Regions from separate parts of the Mus musculus genome. Here region 2 is linked to region 1. A link is a loop called in an ENCODE intact Hi-C map of the cell type or tissue named here. Cell type or tissue: heart. All regions are shown on one strand. Each heading gives the region's core, and the rest is flanking DNA. Links, peaks and the distances in the headings are about the cores only.

Region 1 (8,328 bases), core at 184-8,183:
CCTCAATATAGACTCAAAATCCAACCACCTCTCACCATGTCTTTTCCCTATCACGGTCTGAGCCATTCACATCAGAAACATCACACAATCTCCTGACTACTGTGCTGCTTTTTTTTAAATTTATTTATTTTTATTTATACAAGTACACTGTAGCTGCCTTCAGACACACCAGGAGGGTGCATTGGACCCCATTACAGATGGCTGTGAGCCACCATGTGGTTGCTGGGAATTGATCTCAGGAAAAGCAGTCCGTGTTCTTAACCACTGAGCCATCTCTCCAGCCTCTGTGATTTCAACTTTTTTTTCTGCCTTGTCCCCTACTAGAGTTTTAGCACCTAAAACACCTGGCACATAGTACATGCTCAATGTTTTATATGTGTGTTTTTTTAAATAATTACATTATTTATTTTCTATTTGTATGTGCACTGGTGCATGTGTGTATGGTGAACATGTGAAGGCCAGACGAAAACTTGTAGGAATCAGTTCTCTCCTATCATGTCGGTCCTGCGGCCTGAACTCAAGTGTTCAGCCTGGCAACAACTGCCTATACCTACTGAAACATCGCCCAGCCTTCAAAATATATATCTGAACTGAATGAGTAAATAATGCTTAAGGAATAAAGTTCAAAAGGTGTTACCAAGCTAATTATATGTCAAAACAGTCTCAACTACATTAACTCGTTTAGCCATCCTAAGAGGTTAAATACTATTACTATTATTCTAATTCTTCAGAAGACTTTAGGCAGAGGTTAGAGTTCAGAAATTAGGGCTGGAGAGATGGCTCAACAGCTAAGAGCATTTATTCTCTTTCAAGAGTCATGGGTTCTGCCCCAGCACCCACATCAGGCAATTTATAACAGTTTATGTTATATCTTAGCTCTAAGAGAGCTGATGCCCTCTGGCCCTCTGCATACATGTGCTATACATAAACTCACATATATGCATATATAAAAATGTATCTTTTTTTTTAAAAAGAAGTTAAGGTTAAGGCCAGGCACGGTGGCACATACTTTAGTCCCAGCACTTGGGAGGCAAAGGCAGGAGGATCTGAGTTCAAAGCCAACCTAATCTACAGAGCTAGTTCCAGGACAGCCAGTGCTATTCAGAGACACCTTGTCTTGAAAAGGAAAACAACCTAAGCTTAAGCAGCAATATGCCTTACACTACACAATGGCAAGGCCAGGACTGGACACTCACACTCCAAAACACGGAGAACCTCAAGCACCATACAATTCAATTATACTCCACATAATCATGGCCCATCGCTCTCAAAATAGCCGATGACTTATTTGATTCCCTATAGCACTGTGTTCCCTGCTTTCTCCATCAGTGTTTCTGATACCTTATACAAAAATGCATTCAACAACTCCCATCCTCCTTCCTACAAAGTGTAAACAGCATAAAACGGCTGTTTCTCTGAGAACCTTCACTTTTAAATTTCTAGTTTGAAGCTGAATTACAAGACTGACATAGTACTCTATGACTTTAGCAATGAAGAAAAACTTCAGTGGACTCAACAAGTATAGCACAGGGAATAAGAGGCAAATCACCTTAATTTAAAAAAACAAACAAAAAGACAATTCTACACTGTAGCTCAGTAAGAGCTGGAACTCACTTTGTAGCCCAGGCTAGCTTCAAACTCAAGGCAATCTCAGCCTCCTAAGCTGGAATTACAGGTGTGAGCCACCACATTTGCTACAAGACATTTAAGATTTATTTTATGCTCAGTTATAGGAAGGATGGAGAGTGTGAATGACGTGAATGAGTGCAGGTGCCTGAGGAGCCCAAAAGTGGAAGTCAGATCATCAGACTATAAATTGATCTATACACTTTATCAATTAACTATCTTTGCCTCCGTTTCCTACCAATCTCTCTACAGGTAGTTATTTTTTCTGGTAGATGAAAGTCTGTTCATGAAGTTAGCATGAAAAACAGTCAGTTGGAGAACTACTGAACCTAACCTATGTGTTTCTCTCTTGAGTTACAGAAAAGCACTCCCCTGGACACTTCCCCAAGTAAATTAGGTAAGTGTTAGGAAAGTTGCTGTTTAAATTTGATTTTATAGCAGTTTCTCTTCTTTTATAAGTGAACTACTGAGTGCTGTGCCTCTCATTATATTACAATATATATCCATCAAATGGCCTATTTTCTTAACAAGAAATATTTTGTCATAAATGATAAGGCACGTGACTACAATAATCTAATAGAAAACAAGAATCCAAAAAAGACTTAGGTTTATTGTGGTAAAGAGTAAAATGCTGATGGACACTGTTCGCCTTAGTAATGTCTCCCAACAACGTACGATACATGTTCCCACAGGGTACCAGAACATTGTAAAATCCCTTGACTCTGACAATATTCCTTAGAAATGGAGGTACTTACGTAAAGAACAATTTCTATTTCATTTTTTAATATTTAGTAAAGACTGAAATAAAGCCAGGTGTGGTGGCACATGCCATTAACTCTAGCACTTGGGAGACAGAAGCAGGCCAGCCTGGTGGGCAGAGCGAGTTCTAAGATAGCCAGGGCTACACTGAGAAATCAGGTCTCGGAAAACAACAAAACCAAAGAAAAAGGGGGGGGGGGGGAGACAACAGTAAGTACACCTGAAAATAAAAAAATAAAATCGATCTTCAAGAAAGCCAGATCATGTCTAATCTCACACTTGGAAGGCTGAGACAGAAGAAGAATCGGAAAAATAGGGACATCCAGATAACTCAACAGAAAAAAGTGCTTATGTCACAAGTCTAATAACCAAAGTTTGATCCCAGCCATCCACAGTGGGAGAACCAAGTCCCAAAAGCTTTGACCTTTGACCTCAAAGAGGGAGGGAGTAATCTATCGTGTGTATGCCAGGCACACACACATAATGATTAAATAAACGCAAAATGTATCAAGGTCTATTGAAAAACAAGATGTAAGAGACAGTTGCACTTTAAACGCTTAAGCAATTTCATACAGTCATCTCCAACAGAACTGTTCACAGTTCGCTCAAAGCAATCAGCCACAACCACCTGCAACTATTACTCTGAGTCCAGGGCCTTTTCTTAACGGGTCAACTCAAAAATGAAAAATGGTACAAAGAGATCAAGCACAGGAGAGGGGGTTGAGGGGGGCAAGGAAAAGAAAAGGCTGATAGCACTTTTGAGGGGCTAAGAGTAATGAGACTCACTCCTTCATGGTTGGTTGCTATAGAATGAAGTTGTCTAAACACCAACATCTTCCTTCTTGTGTGTAAAAACCTCACTCACTCGCGCTCCCAATTTACCAACCCCAAGTCAACGCAAAGGGATTCTCTTCCCTCAGCGAATTCTACTCATCTGACCAAGAAAAGAACCAAAACCCTAGAGTGGCAATGTGAGATCTGCTGCAGTAGCCCCTCCAGCTACCTCCAAGGCGACATCCATGCCTCATTTTCCATCTGAAATACAACCTTTCCTCTTCTATCTAACCAGGTTCAAAATAATAAGATCATCTTAAACATTTTACATCCGATCCACCTTGGCCGCACCCCAACTCCAGGGCTCCCCAATAGCCCCACATCATGCCTCCCACCCTCGGCTCTCGGTGGGCCAGAAGCCCCCCACCTCCCACCTCCAGCAGCGATCCTTACCGCCAGCGCCTTCGCTCCCGCCCAATCCGGGAGCTCCGCAGGGCGCGGCCGCCGGTGGGCTCGGGTGCGCTGGGGCGGGGTCCGCCCTCCCGACCTCCCCATCCTCCTCCCCACCCCCGGCCCAAAAAGGAGGGGGAGGGGTCCCCAAGCCTCACCTACAGCTCCGCCCCTCCCCAGGGGCGCTCTGCCCTGCCCAGCCAGGGCCGGGAGCGCCGAGCCGGGTAGGAAACGACAAATGCCTCGGCGCCTGCGACCTCTGGGCAGATCGAGGTTCCGCCTGACGAGCGAGCCGCTGCCGACGCGGCCGCCTTACTCTCCTCAGGGCCGCCGCTGCTGCTGCGGTTGCTGCTACTGCTTCCCGGACAGCCTGCCGCCGACACTACCACAGCCGCCGCCGCCGCCGCCACCGCCACAGCACGACCGGCGCCCGCGACGTCACCACGCCCCGCCCCCCGCGCACACCTAGCCCCACCCCCTGTCGCCCGCGCGGCGCCCTCGCCCCGCCTCCCGCTCTCCCGGGCCGCTGGGCTTTCCCTCGTCCCACTGGGAAGCGCCCCGCTACGCCGCTCCACGGGACCGCGCGCCAGGATCGACAAGTGCGGCGCTCCGAGGCCGCGAAGGTAACTGGGTGCCGAGGCAGGGTTGCGCCACACGTAGCGCCGCCCCTCACACACACACCCACACCCACACCCACGGCCGAGCGTCCACCGGGAGCCCGGGCCGCGATATTGAGCGAGGAAGGTGCGGACGAGGAGGGGCGGCGTTTGTCTCCTCCTGCTTGCCGTAGGACGTGGACTGCTGGAAGCCCCAGGAGTGGAGTGGCCTTTCCCAAACCTGGAGTCGCCCCGCCCCTTCCTTGGCAAGCCCGTTACCCGAACCCTGGGACGGCCGCCACCTTAGGAAATAAATAGCTCAGGGCTTGTCATTAGAGCCACGGCTGCCTGGACACCCTTTGTCCAAGAGAAGTTAGCTTCTCTCACCCTTGGCTTTTGCGCTGTGAGGCTGTGGAAGGCAATAATACTCTTGAGTCATCTGGGCTGTCCAAGCGGTCATGGCAAAAGACCCTCGCCTCAGTAGGTGGCTTTTTTTGCAAGGATCATTCCAGGGAGGAAGAGTGTGGGCGGAACCTGATGTCCACATGCAGTGTACTGTGCCAAATGCTTCACCGCGTTACCTTTTTTATTTAGCCCTCACACCAAGCAAGGCGAACTACAAAGCAGCTGCTACCTTATTTTAGACAGCCCAGTTTTCTGCTGCTGAATTTCAACCTTTGCCTTTTGTCAAGAGCAAGCCAAAAAAAAAAAAAAAAAAAAAATACGGAGGTGGGGGCAACACATAGTTACTAATCTTAAAAATGTAGATAAGCTATCTCTAAGCCGAAAATCCAAGGGTGGTGTGAATTACACTCATCCCCATACTCACAGCGCTTATTAAGCTAATTTGAAATGCCTTTGAGATGAGAGGAGCTAAGACTCACCGGTTTACTCATCCCTAACCTCCCACCATCATAATTAACCGGCTTACACTCTTCCTAATCCCATTAACATCTTCCCCCATCCTGTAGTATTCACGTTCATCCACCAAACTATATTTTGTCCTTTCCAGATTCTCTAATTGTTCCCTTCCAAAATGCACTTGGGTCATTACAGCTCCTTGGGCACACTAAACTGATTCCCCTTCAGTACATCTAACATATGACAGCCAATTGTTAGAGAGTGTGCAGCTAAACGGGACTATTCAGCAGCCAGAAAAGAATCTTCAAAGATTTCGTTTCTGGGGCTGGGAAGATGACTTAGTGGATACGAGCATTTGCTCTACAAGCAGGAGAACCTAAGTTTGAATCCCCAGCACCCACATAAAACCCAGGCATGGCTTCAAGTATCTGTAACACCAGCACTGCAGAAGGAGGACAGATTGATCCCAAAAGATGAGCTTCTGATGCAGTGAAAGACCCTGTCTCAAGGCAACAAGGCAGAGGGCAATAGAGGAAGACACCTGATGTCATACTCTGGTTCCTTACACACACACACAGAGAGAGAGAGAGAGAGAGAGAGAGAGAGAGAGAGAGAGAGAGAGAGAGAGAGAAATTGAGAAATTGAGATTTCATTTCTTAGATATCTAGGTACTCACCCATTCAAGCCATTCTTTATGGGCTGTTTTTCCAGATACTTCTCTGTATAATAAGTAAAGAGGCGCTTGCCTTGCTATAGGTGTATGTGTCTCTGTTGGGGGTTTTGTTTATCTGTTCGATGCATGGTCCAGGATGTCCTGGAATTCACAACAGTAGCTGGTCCAGTCTCCCTAATGATGAGATTGCAAGCAAGTGACACTACACCTGGCACTCCCCGGGGGATTTGTATGTGCTTGGCACCTGGTCCCCTTCCTCTTCTCCAGTTTCTCTCTTTTGGGATGAAAATATCTGTCCTGTGTATGTCCCAGCTTTGTATCCTGGAAGTGTGTAACTGGTCTGCTTCTTAGCTAGAGAGGATTTTGCCTCAGGATGACCCATCTCCAGTATCACTCATATATAGTTTAGATAATATAAAGACAGAATGTCTTTTATCTGAAATGCTGGGACCATTCTGTTTTTCAATTTGGGGGTGGGAGAAGATAAAAGGATACACTTAAGGAGGTATCGAGGACAGAACCCAATTCAAAACACAAAGTTAATTTATTTCATGTATATCTTTATCAGCAAATATATCCTGAAAGGCACTTAATGCAAGTTTTTTTGGTTGTTGGTTTGATTTGGATTTGGTTTTTCAAGACAGGGTTTCTCTGTGTAGACCTGGCTATCCTGGAACTCACTGTTGTAGACTGGGCTAGCCCTGAACCCAGAGATCAGTCTGACTCTGCCTCCCAAGTGCTAGGATTAAAGGCATGCACTGCTACCACCTGGCTCATGCAGTAGTTTTAGTTTGTTCATAAAGCAGGAGTTTATAATGTGAAAATTTCCACTGGTGTACCATACTGGTGGTCAGGATTTTTCAGCTTTTGAAACATTCCACATTTTTTATTAAGAATATTTAACCTCAGCCGGGTGGTGGTGGCACACACCTTTAATCCCAGCACTTGGGAGGCAGAGACAGGGAGATTTCTGAGTTCGAGGCCAGCCTGGTCTACAAAGTGAGTTCCAGGACAGCCAGGGCTATACAGAGAAACCCTGTCTTGAACCTACCCCCCCCTCAAATAAATAAATAAATAAATTTAACCTCGCTTTGTTTTGTTTGTTTTTAATTTGGGGAAATGTTTATTAGGTGCCCCCCATGGGAACCTCACTGTATTACCTAGACTGGTCTTGAACCAGGCTCAAATGATACCCTATAAACCCTCAACCTCCTACATGCTGGCACTACAGACTTGTGACACCACACCCCATTTAACCTGTATTTAGTTAGATAAGATTTTGAATTTAGAGTTCATGTGGATGTAAATGGTCTCTTGGAATAAATAGAATGCATTTTTAAGTTGAGGCGGACATAAATCCGATGGCCTGGAGAACAGAGTTATATGGATTGAATTAAGTTTTTGAAATTGTAATCCTCAAAGATGCCATCTTCAGTCTGTGGTATGGCAGCACTAACCAACTAATAGAGACCCTAACAAAGAAGTTGAAAAGCCTGAATATAATGGCTCATATTTATAGCTCCAGCACTCTGATGGCCAAAATGTGAGCATGAAATCACCCTGCACTATGTAGTCTGCAAATAAAATAAAAAGAGGCTGAGAAGTACCTAAAGACGTGTGAAAGGGGAGCATGGACTTGAGAAAACAATCTGTAAGTCAGATCTCTTCCATATCTAGAACTCAATAGTACAAAGACAATCCACATTGTAAAATGAGAAAAGAATATGAATCACTATTTCTTCAAAGATATCCAGATAGCCAAAAGAACTTGAGAAGTTGCTCATTACATTAGTCAGAATTAATTATAGGCCAGCCAGAGCTATAGAGAAAAACACTGTCTCGGCACTTAGGAGGCTGATGTGGCAAGATTACCATGAGTTTGAAGCCAGCTCAGGGTACAGAGTGAGACTCAGTTTCCAAAACAAAAGAGAATGTAGCTCAGTGGCAGTGTTAATCCCAAAAATGAGAGGAGAAAGGCCACTGACCCAAATCACCATGGCCAAATTAATTAAAGGAAGCTTTTTTATTTGTGTACAGGGGATGCCCAGGCACGGTTTAAGAGGTCAGCATTGGATGTGAAGAAACAAGGCTTTTTATAGCTTAGGAGGAAGAGGTTTCCAAAGTAGACAGGGCTACAGGAGCAGAGCATCATAACAAGTTAGTCTTTTTTTTTTTTTTAAAGGGTTTTTTTTTAACATTTATTTATTTGTTTGTTTGTTTGTTTATTACATGTAAGTACACTGTAGCTGTCTTCAGACACTTCAGAAGAGGGAGTCAGATATCGTTACGGGTGGTTGTGAGCCACCATGTGGTTGCTGGGATTTGAACTTCGAACCTTCGGAAGAGCAGTCGGGTGCTCTTACCCACTGAACCATCTTACCAGCCCCCACAAGTTAGTCTTAAAGACCTTCTGAAACAGATATGGTTGGAAGGTGGGCATAACAAGGTAGTCATAACAACAGGTCGTCAGAACAAGGTTGTCATAGGTGGCCATATAACCTTTTGAAACAAAGGTAGGGTTGCAAGATGGTTAGAAACAAAGACAAGGAGCAGAACCATCTGTAGTTAAGGTTACAGGTGGGACATAGC
Region 2 (8,298 bases), core at 299-8,298, 370 kb before region 1:
ATGTATTAGGTATCCGTACAGCTGGGCCGTGCAATCTACAGTCTAAGTGGCCGAGGAAAAAGACAAAACCTGGTGTAGGTTAGAGCGCAAGGCAGGGGCAGAAGCAGTGGGAAGTTTTGACACAAAGTTGAAAGGGAAAGGAACTCACATGGGTGTATGGAAACAACAAGATTGTGGAAGGCAGGCACACTGGACAACTTCCAGAAATTTCTAGAACGAGAGCTGTCAAACTATGCTGACTAAAAGCCACTTTCTCCACCAAATTAAGACTCACTACTAAAGAGAAAGGAATGGTGGGAAGGCCGCCCGACTGGGGCAGTGGGTGTGGTGAGATGGTTAAAGGCGCTCTGAGAAGTAACGCGGGCTAGAGGGGATGGAATATGCGGGCAAGAGAGGATGAAGTATGCGGGCGGGAGAGGGCGTGGAGTAAGCGTGGACACCGAGGGGAGCAGCCCGTGGGCCATCGGGCGCTCTTTAGGGCTGCACGGTGCGGCGAGGCCGCCAGCCATCCCGGCGCGCATGGGGTTAAGCCTCCGCGGCCGAGGGCAGAGCCCGGTTTCCAAGGAAACGGCTCCACCAGTTCCGGCGGCGCGGGCGCGTACCACTGAGCGGGGGAGCCGGCGCGGAGGACGCGGAGGGCGCAGCGCGGCTGGCCGGCTCCTAGGGCGCAGGCCCGATCACGCCGGTGAGTTCGCCGCGTCCCGCCGCCCGCGGCCGTGAATCGGACCCGCGCGACTTAGGCGGGGGAGGAGCGGCGCGCGGCGGCCCCAGAGTCCCCCCGCGCAGCGGCCGAGTGCGAGCAGCCCGGGGCTGGGCAGTTTGAACCGCGGACGGCAGACAAAGGCAGCAGGAAGCCGTCCGCAGCCCGAGCGCCCGGCCCGGGCCTCGCCGGCGCGCGCAGCAGCGACGCGGCCGGGCGCGGGATGCCGCAGGGCGCGGGGCGGCGCGCGGGCGCGGACGCGGCGCCCGCCCCGGCCGGGATGTGAGGCCCGAGCGGCCGCGCGGGGGCGGGAAGGGCGGCAGGAAGGAAGCGCCGCTCGGACGCGCCGGGAGGAGGAGCGGCGGCCCGGCCGGAAGGCGGGGAGGGGCGGCCGTTGGCCCGCGGCGGGCCGCTCTCGGCGCCTCCCGGGGCGGCGGCGGCGCCCGCGCCTCCTGCACCCGGCGCGGCGTAGCGGCGGGAGGAAGATGGAGACCCACATCTCGTGCCTGTTCCCCGAGCTGCTGGCCATGATCTTCGGCTACTTGGACGTCCGAGACAAGGGTCGCGCGGCGCAGGTGTGCACGGCCTGGCGGGACGCCGCCTACCACAAGTCGGTGTGGCGGGGCGTGGAGGCCAAGCTGCACCTGCGCCGGGCGAACCCGTCGCTGTTCCCCAGCCTGCAGGCCCGGGGCATCCGCCGCGTGCAGATCCTCAGCCTCCGCCGCAGCCTCAGCTACGTGATCCAGGGCATGGCGAACATCGAGAGCCTCAACCTCAGCGGCTGCTACAACCTCACCGACAACGGCCTGGGCCACGCGTTCGTGCAGGAGATCGGCTCGCTGCGCGCTCTCAACTTGAGCCTTTGCAAGCAGATCACCGACAGCAGCCTGGGCCGCATAGCCCAGTACCTCAAGGGCCTGGAGGTGCTGGAGCTGGGGGGCTGCAGCAACATCACCAACACCGGCCTTCTGCTCATTGCCTGGGGGCTGCAGCGCCTCAAGAGCCTTAATCTCCGCAGCTGTCGCCACCTCTCGGATGTGGGCATCGGGCACCTGGCCGGCATGACGCGCAGCGCTGCCGAGGGCTGCCTGGGCCTGGAGCAGCTCACTCTTCAGGACTGCCAGAAACTCACGGATCTTTCCCTGAAGCACATCTCGCGAGGGCTGACGGGCCTCCGGCTCCTCAACCTCAGCTTCTGCGGCGGCATCTCGGACGCGGGCCTTCTGCACCTGTCGCACATGGGCAGCCTGCGCAGCCTGAACCTGCGCTCCTGCGACAACATCAGCGACACCGGCATCATGCATCTGGCCATGGGCAGCCTGCGCCTTTCCGGTCTGGATGTGTCGTTCTGTGACAAGGTGGGAGATCAGAGTCTGGCGTACATAGCCCAGGGACTGGACGGCCTCAAGTCCCTCTCCCTTTGCTCTTGCCATATCAGTGACGATGGCATCAACCGCATGGTGCGGCAGATGCACGGGCTGCGCACGCTCAACATTGGACAGTGTGTGCGCATCACGGACAAGGGCCTGGAGCTGATCGCTGAGCACCTGAGCCAGCTCACGGGCATAGATCTGTACGGCTGCACCAGGATCACCAAGCGCGGCCTGGAGCGCATCACGCAGCTGCCCTGCCTCAAGGTACTTAACCTGGGACTTTGGCAGATGACGGACAGTGAGAAGGTCAGGTGAGGGCGGCAGTTCCAGTTCCCCCGCCCCGCCCTGTTCATCCCAGGACCACCACTGTTCCGCACACTCACGCGCGCACTTACACGTTCAGGGCAGTGGCCGCGGTGGGGCGATGACGGAAGCCTGGGCTCTCTTCTCCTAGTCTGGCGCCCCTCTCCACTGCGTCTGGAGTTGTTCTGCTCCCTCTACCCACTCTCCTTTCCCAGTGAGGGGAGAGATGGACCCTGCTGTTTCTCTGCCCACTCTTCTGCAGGGTATGGAGACTTTCAGCCACCGACAACTGTATCCTGGGGCACTGCATTTGGAAATGGGGTGGGGGCGGGGAGGGACTAGTCGTTTCAACCCCGAGGAGTTGAGGAAAGATGCCTGCCTTCACTTACACTTTCATTTGGATACTGTGATCTGGCTTTTAATTCCAAACGTGTAGAAAGCAAGCCCGACTTGAACAGCCTTCTCATCCACTTTGTAGCCAGTCTCCTCTCATCGCTGCCCCTTTGGTATCTGCAACTCACTTCGGTTCTGGTTTTGTTCTTGTTCTGTTTTTTTGTTTTGTTTTTTATCTGCTTCCTTTTTAGTTTTCAAAGAAATTTGAAATCATTGTTCTTTTTTCTTTCTGCTGAGTATATTCTCATATATATATATATATATATATGTGTGTGTGTGTGTGTGTATGTATATATATATATGTCTGGCTACCTCGTTTTAGTTTACTTTTTTCTCTTAAGCCCTGGAATTCTACAAGAGAGATATTTTGAGATTGAAACATTTTTGTGCCTAGACTGGAAAGATGCCCACTGGGTTTGTATCTGTTTTTGGTTTTGGCTTCTTCCCAACCTCCCTGTACCCAATGTGCCCCACTTCCGCATCCTGGCTACGACCCCACCCCCCACCCCACCCCCAGTCTATTGGGCTTTGATGACCCAACCATGTTTCTATATTGATTTAATTTATAGCACAAATGTATGGGAGAAATGAGAGCAGAATTTCCTTTTTGTTTGTTTGTTTGAGATGCAGATTTGAGTCTTGAAGAGGAGTATTATATATGCAAATTATGCCCCACCCCAACCCTCTTGCAAGTCTTCCCACCGAGAGGTTAGCTAGTGAGGCTGTTAGCTAGTGAGGCTTCCCGTCCTGTCGGGGAGTGAGCCGTGTCAGCAGAGAGCCTGAGGCTATGTGAATGAAGGGAGGAGGCTGAACTTCATGTCCTGTCTGAGTTCTGTTCTCGAAACGGGAGCTTGTGGGTTTGAAAACTTTTGTTTCTAAATGGAGGAATAGATGACTTTATTTTGGTGGGGGGTTGGGACTGTGGCTTTAAAACAAATCGCTTTTGAGTAGGATGTATATTTTTGTTGGATATTTTGTTTGTTTATTTTTTTAGAGTCCTCCACAGCAACATGAGAGACCATGGAGAAACCCAGAGACCTTTATCAATTAATTGTACTGTTTGTGAATTTGTATAAATAACAAAGATCCTCTTAAAACGTTTATATTCTTACAGCAAAAGGTTAAACTGATATTTATATAATAAAAGAGGAAATATGAAGTATGTTTTTGAAAAAAAAAGCACAAAATCCCCCCCTTGTATCTGTGAATTATTTTTAAGGCATTGTGTGTCGGGTACATGCTCAGGTGGGAGGTGTTAGGAGTGCACAGAAACTGGAACTAAGGTGGAGTTCAGCTGGCTCATGTGCTGTAAGTTTATGGTTGAGAATTTCTTTTGTGTAAGATTTACCACTGACATCCAAATGTTCTGTCTCTAGAAATGTGATCAGACTGGAGAGTTCTATAAATTTTGGTTTTAAACTGTCAACATGGAAACTGAAAGAAAATGAAACTTTTTTTTTTTTTTAAGAGACCAGACTTGGAAGAGTCAGAGTGGCCAGTTTCTTTTTGGGAATGGTGGTGGTAGAGGTGAGATCCAGGGTAACTGTGAAGAAGCCGGTCCTGAGCTCTGGAAATGCGAGAGTAGGAGGGGTGTCCTCACATTGGGTGCACAGTGAGGGACACGCAGTAAGACGCAGAGGGAGCCAGCCATTGTTCCGGGGAAGTTGAAAGTGCTGTCCTAGCTGGCTGGCCCAGTCCTGCGTGCTCCTGTGTGTGTGCAGGTCCAGCGGAAGGGGGCAGCAGTGCTCTTTAACATCCCCCTTCAGGCCTGCCTGCATGCAGACCCTTTGCTGGGGCTTAGACTGGTCAAAGTTAAGGCACACTTTCGTTTGGAGCCCTTCTAGTGCCCAGGCTGGCCACTGAGCCATTGGTAAGGGTACAGGCTGGATTAAGGGCGGATAGATGGATACCAGCAATGTTAGCATAGTTCTCCTACATAGACAAGCAGCACTGTGACTTCTGTAAGCCGAGGGACAGAGGCGGGAGTGAGCGAGTCGCAGCCCTGGGTTCACGTTGGTGGGCTTTGTTTCTGAGGTCACTTTCTCCACTAGAAACCCAGGTTTCCTAGGTCAACCCATCTTTCCTAGGTCAACCCATCTTTCCCGGCAGACAGCTGGAACCCAGGTTGTTGCAGGGTGTGACGGTCCTGTACACTTTCTAAGCTTTAAGCCTGAACAACAGAAAAGCTGTGCCGTTCCTTTCTCAAGTCACCAAAACCTGCTCTGAGTCCCACACTAGATCTATCTTCCCTTTCTTTAGGGACAATACAGATTTCTATTCCCTAAAGACAAAGCATGCAACAACAAAAAGTAGGAATCCTGGAGAGCAGTCTGAATCAGGCCTGCTTCCTAGGAATCTCACCCAGCTCCCAGGGTCCCGCTGTGGTCCGGTCTGTAAGTCACGCCGCGATACCAGTCTCCATCGGATAAGCAAATAATCCCACGATCAGTACTCTGCAACAGTTTCTGTTTGTTTGAGTTTTAATTGTTAAGTGTAAGGTTAAGGGGCTGGAGAGACGGCTCGGTGGTGGGAGTGCATGCTGCCCTTGCAGGAGGCTGACGTGGAGCTCCCAGCGCCCCCAGTCTCAGGTAACCCCATCTCCAGGGGCCTCTGTGGGCACCTGCACTCAGGTGCACAGGCACACATGTAAGTCTCACATAATAAAAGTAAGTCTTTAAAGGGTCATAAATTAGTATTTGCAAGTTAAGATCATGGCATGGGTCTTAGTGTCCATGGCCTAGTTTCTTTCTGAATGGGGCGGGGGGGGGGGGGGGAGGAATACACGTTGGGAACCCATGTGGGCTTTGCATGGTACTTTACGTTTTTAACCCTTCAAGCGATCTACTGAAACATCTCCCTGTTTCTCCAGTGGGGCATAAACTGCCTCCTATCGCCTAACCAGGGAGGGAGCCACAATTCAATCTAACCCCCTTCTCAGGAAGATTGGTTGCTGACTCTATCTTGGTTTCCTGTGATGTGACCCTCAAAGAAATGAGTGGGAGCTGGGTGTACCCTGTACAGCTTCTGTTTCAAAGACAGTAGGGGTCGGGTCAGTACAGGAAGGGTTGATCCTTGCCCACGTCGCAGGAGAGAGGCTTTGAAGGCTGGAGGCTCAGGATTCACTGAGACAAGAAATGGAAAAAGCTGGACATGGAATGGAAGCTCATGCCCCAACAGAGGCCAAGGCAAGAGGATTACTTTAAGGTAAACCAGGGCTACATAGCAAGACTCTTGTCTCACAGGAGAGAGAAAAGAGCCACTGGGGTAGTGTGTGTGTGTGTATGAATTCATCATAAACCTTATAGTCCAATCACCTGGAAAAGGACTTCTTCAGGGGTCTCACCAACAGTAGCCTTTTCCTTTAATGTCTATAAATACAACTGTAAATGGGGTTCAGACAGCTTCTACAGTGTCCGAGGGTCACAGTGGACCTCTGGCTACCTGCTAGGGGGTGGTGTAAACTTGTCCCCCTTGCTGAGCCCCTCAGGCACGGCAGGCAGGAAGAGCAGGAAGTCCATCTGGACGTCCCCCACTTGAGGCAGCAGGGAGGATACTGCCCACTTCACATCTGCTAACACTGAAAGTTGGGACCAGGACCATTAAAGAGAAAACAAATGGATTTTTTTTTTTTAAAAAAAAATTTCAAATCTATAATAAACATCTTATTAAAAATACATGTTTCTTTTATTGTAGTTTTCTTCTTAAAGTTAAGGATGTGGGAGCTAGGGGTGCAGCTCAGATGCATTCCCCAGCATCACATAAACGGCCACCCCTCCCTCTAATACTCAGGGCAACAGAAGTTCAAGGCCATTCTTGGCTATTCACTGAGTTGGAAGCCAACCTGGGTGGGCTACATAGGAACCCACCCCATAGCCCCACAGAAAAAGGACAACTAGATATGATAGATATGATCTATCTTCCAAACCCTGAGGCTTCCCTGGAAGGGTGTTGATCTCGTTATGGGTTTTTTTGTTTGTTTTGTTTTGTTTTATTTTTGTTTGTTTGTTTGGTTGGTTTTTCGAGACAGGGTTTCTCTGTGTAGCCCTGGCTAGCCTGGAACTCAATGTCCTGGGAACTTGAATAAGCTACCCTCCTGCTTCAGCCTCCCTAGTGCTGAAAGTACAGACATCACCAAGCCTAGCTTTGAACTTAAGTTTTCAAAGGCAGAGGAGAAAGTTGTAGCCCCTAGGGACCACTGGGTTTTCAGGGAACAAGAGCCCTTTCATTAAGAGATAAGATCTCTGGAACAAAGCCAAGGCCTCCTGCAGCTGGCAGCTGCCTTCCCAGGTCTGAAAGGAAGAGGCTCTGCCTTCTGATCCTGGTTCTGCTCTGCCTAGGTGGGTGGAGCTCCAGAAGTCGTGGGATCCCCTCTCTTCCTGCATCAAACCTCACTCCTTTAGAGAGCTAATTCGATCCTCTGATGGAAGGAAAGACCTATATTTTATGCCATTGCCAACCCTGGAGAAGGTGTGAGACTTTGGAAATGAGGAAAGGACAGGGTTGGAAGCCAGCTCCGTTCAAACCAAAGCTCACGCAGGGGCCACACAGCTCATTTCTGTCAGCGTACTTGTTCCGACAGTAAATGGTAAGTTCTTTTTAAAGCAAATCTCACAAAGTAGCTAAGAAATCTCATTTAAATCTGTGGCGACTTCGTAATTTACAGCTGGTGAGATGTAAGTGCACGGCCTGTATTTCTGGGTTGTAACAGTGCTGGAAGTGTTCCCAAATGATCAGTTTCAGCCTCTTCCTCCTTGCCAGGGATCACTTCGGTCTTGCCAGGTGGAACTGCCTGTAGCCACCCAGCATGTATGGTACTCTGCAAACCCTGTCTTCCATTGAGGTGACATTACTGCCACAGTACATCTGCATCTGAGGGAGCCACTTAACCCTTATGCCAACAAAACGGCAATTTCCAGTATCTTGGCTGCCGTAAGTTAGCCCAGAGAGTGTACTCACTTTACAAGCAAGGAAAGAAAGTTTTGCTTTTAGTTATTGTTGTTCTCTGAGCCAGGGTCTCGCTCTAACGTAGACTGACCTGGAATTCACCATATGGCCCAGGCTGGCCTCAGACCTTGCTGGGATTATAACATGAGCCACCATGCCCTGGGCATCAGTTCTGATTAGCTCATTGCTCTTCTACTTTTGAATTGTGTAAGGCTCAAGCACCACGTGTCCTTATATGCCGAGGGGGGTTGGGGTGTGACTCAGCGATAGCGCACATGCTGGGCCTACTGTGCTTGAGGTCCTGGGTTCCATTTCCAGCACTGAATGAGAAAACAACTTCTTAGATATCGGTGACACTGGGAAATAGTGCATCTCAGTTACAAAAAAGGGGGCTGGTCTGTGGTAGCAGCAAGAGGCACAGCAGCTCAGGGCAATGACATCAGAAGGACTGGCGTGGCGTGCTGGAGAGCTTGGCCAATAGCCGGCAGATATGGCGCTTTGAATTTTATACTTGGAGAGTCAATAAGATGCCATGCAGGTGACGTGAGAATTCTGCCTCAGAGTGGAAGCTGATACAGACTTTAA

The links. A loop is a pair of places that touch in the nucleus more often than their neighbours do. Peaks named below come from ENCODE experiments on the same cell type or tissue, not always from the same donor. Only the 100,000 strongest peaks of a DNase experiment are listed, where the experiment ranks them.
Region 2: a loop joins it to region 1, with 2.6 times the contacts of the local background. A loop is called at or near these places in 4 of 42 quality-filtered maps.

The regions. Positions count from the first base shown.
Region 1 is chr6:119,844,110-119,852,437 of GRCm38, forward strand. It overlaps Erc1 (ELKS/RAB6-interacting/CAST family member 1), which reads right to left and starts at 4,041. Exons shown (of 21, transcript NM_053204.2): 1 at 3,768-4,041. 3110021A11Rik (RIKEN cDNA 3110021A11 gene) reads left to right here and starts at 4,084. Exons shown (of 1, transcript NR_030776.1): 1 at 4,084-4,920. In heart, for the core only: no CTCF peak of the experiment used is centred there; DNase peaks (open chromatin) are centred at 4,102 and 4,392; H3K4me3 peaks cover 2,967 bases; H3K27ac peaks cover 2,129 bases.
Region 2 is chr6:119,478,675-119,486,972 of GRCm38, forward strand. The region is part of intron 1 of Wnt5b (wingless-type MMTV integration site family, member 5B); the gene reads right to left. Fbxl14 (F-box and leucine-rich repeat protein 14) reads left to right here and starts at 994. Exons shown (of 1, transcript NM_133940.3): 1 at 994-5,212. The coding sequence starts at 1,186. The coding sequence ends at 2,388. In heart, for the core only: a CTCF peak has its summit at 4,500 (motif pointing right); DNase peaks (open chromatin) are centred at 557, 807, 1,057, 4,437 and 3 weaker places; H3K4me3 peaks cover 4,358 bases; H3K27ac peaks cover 2,974 bases.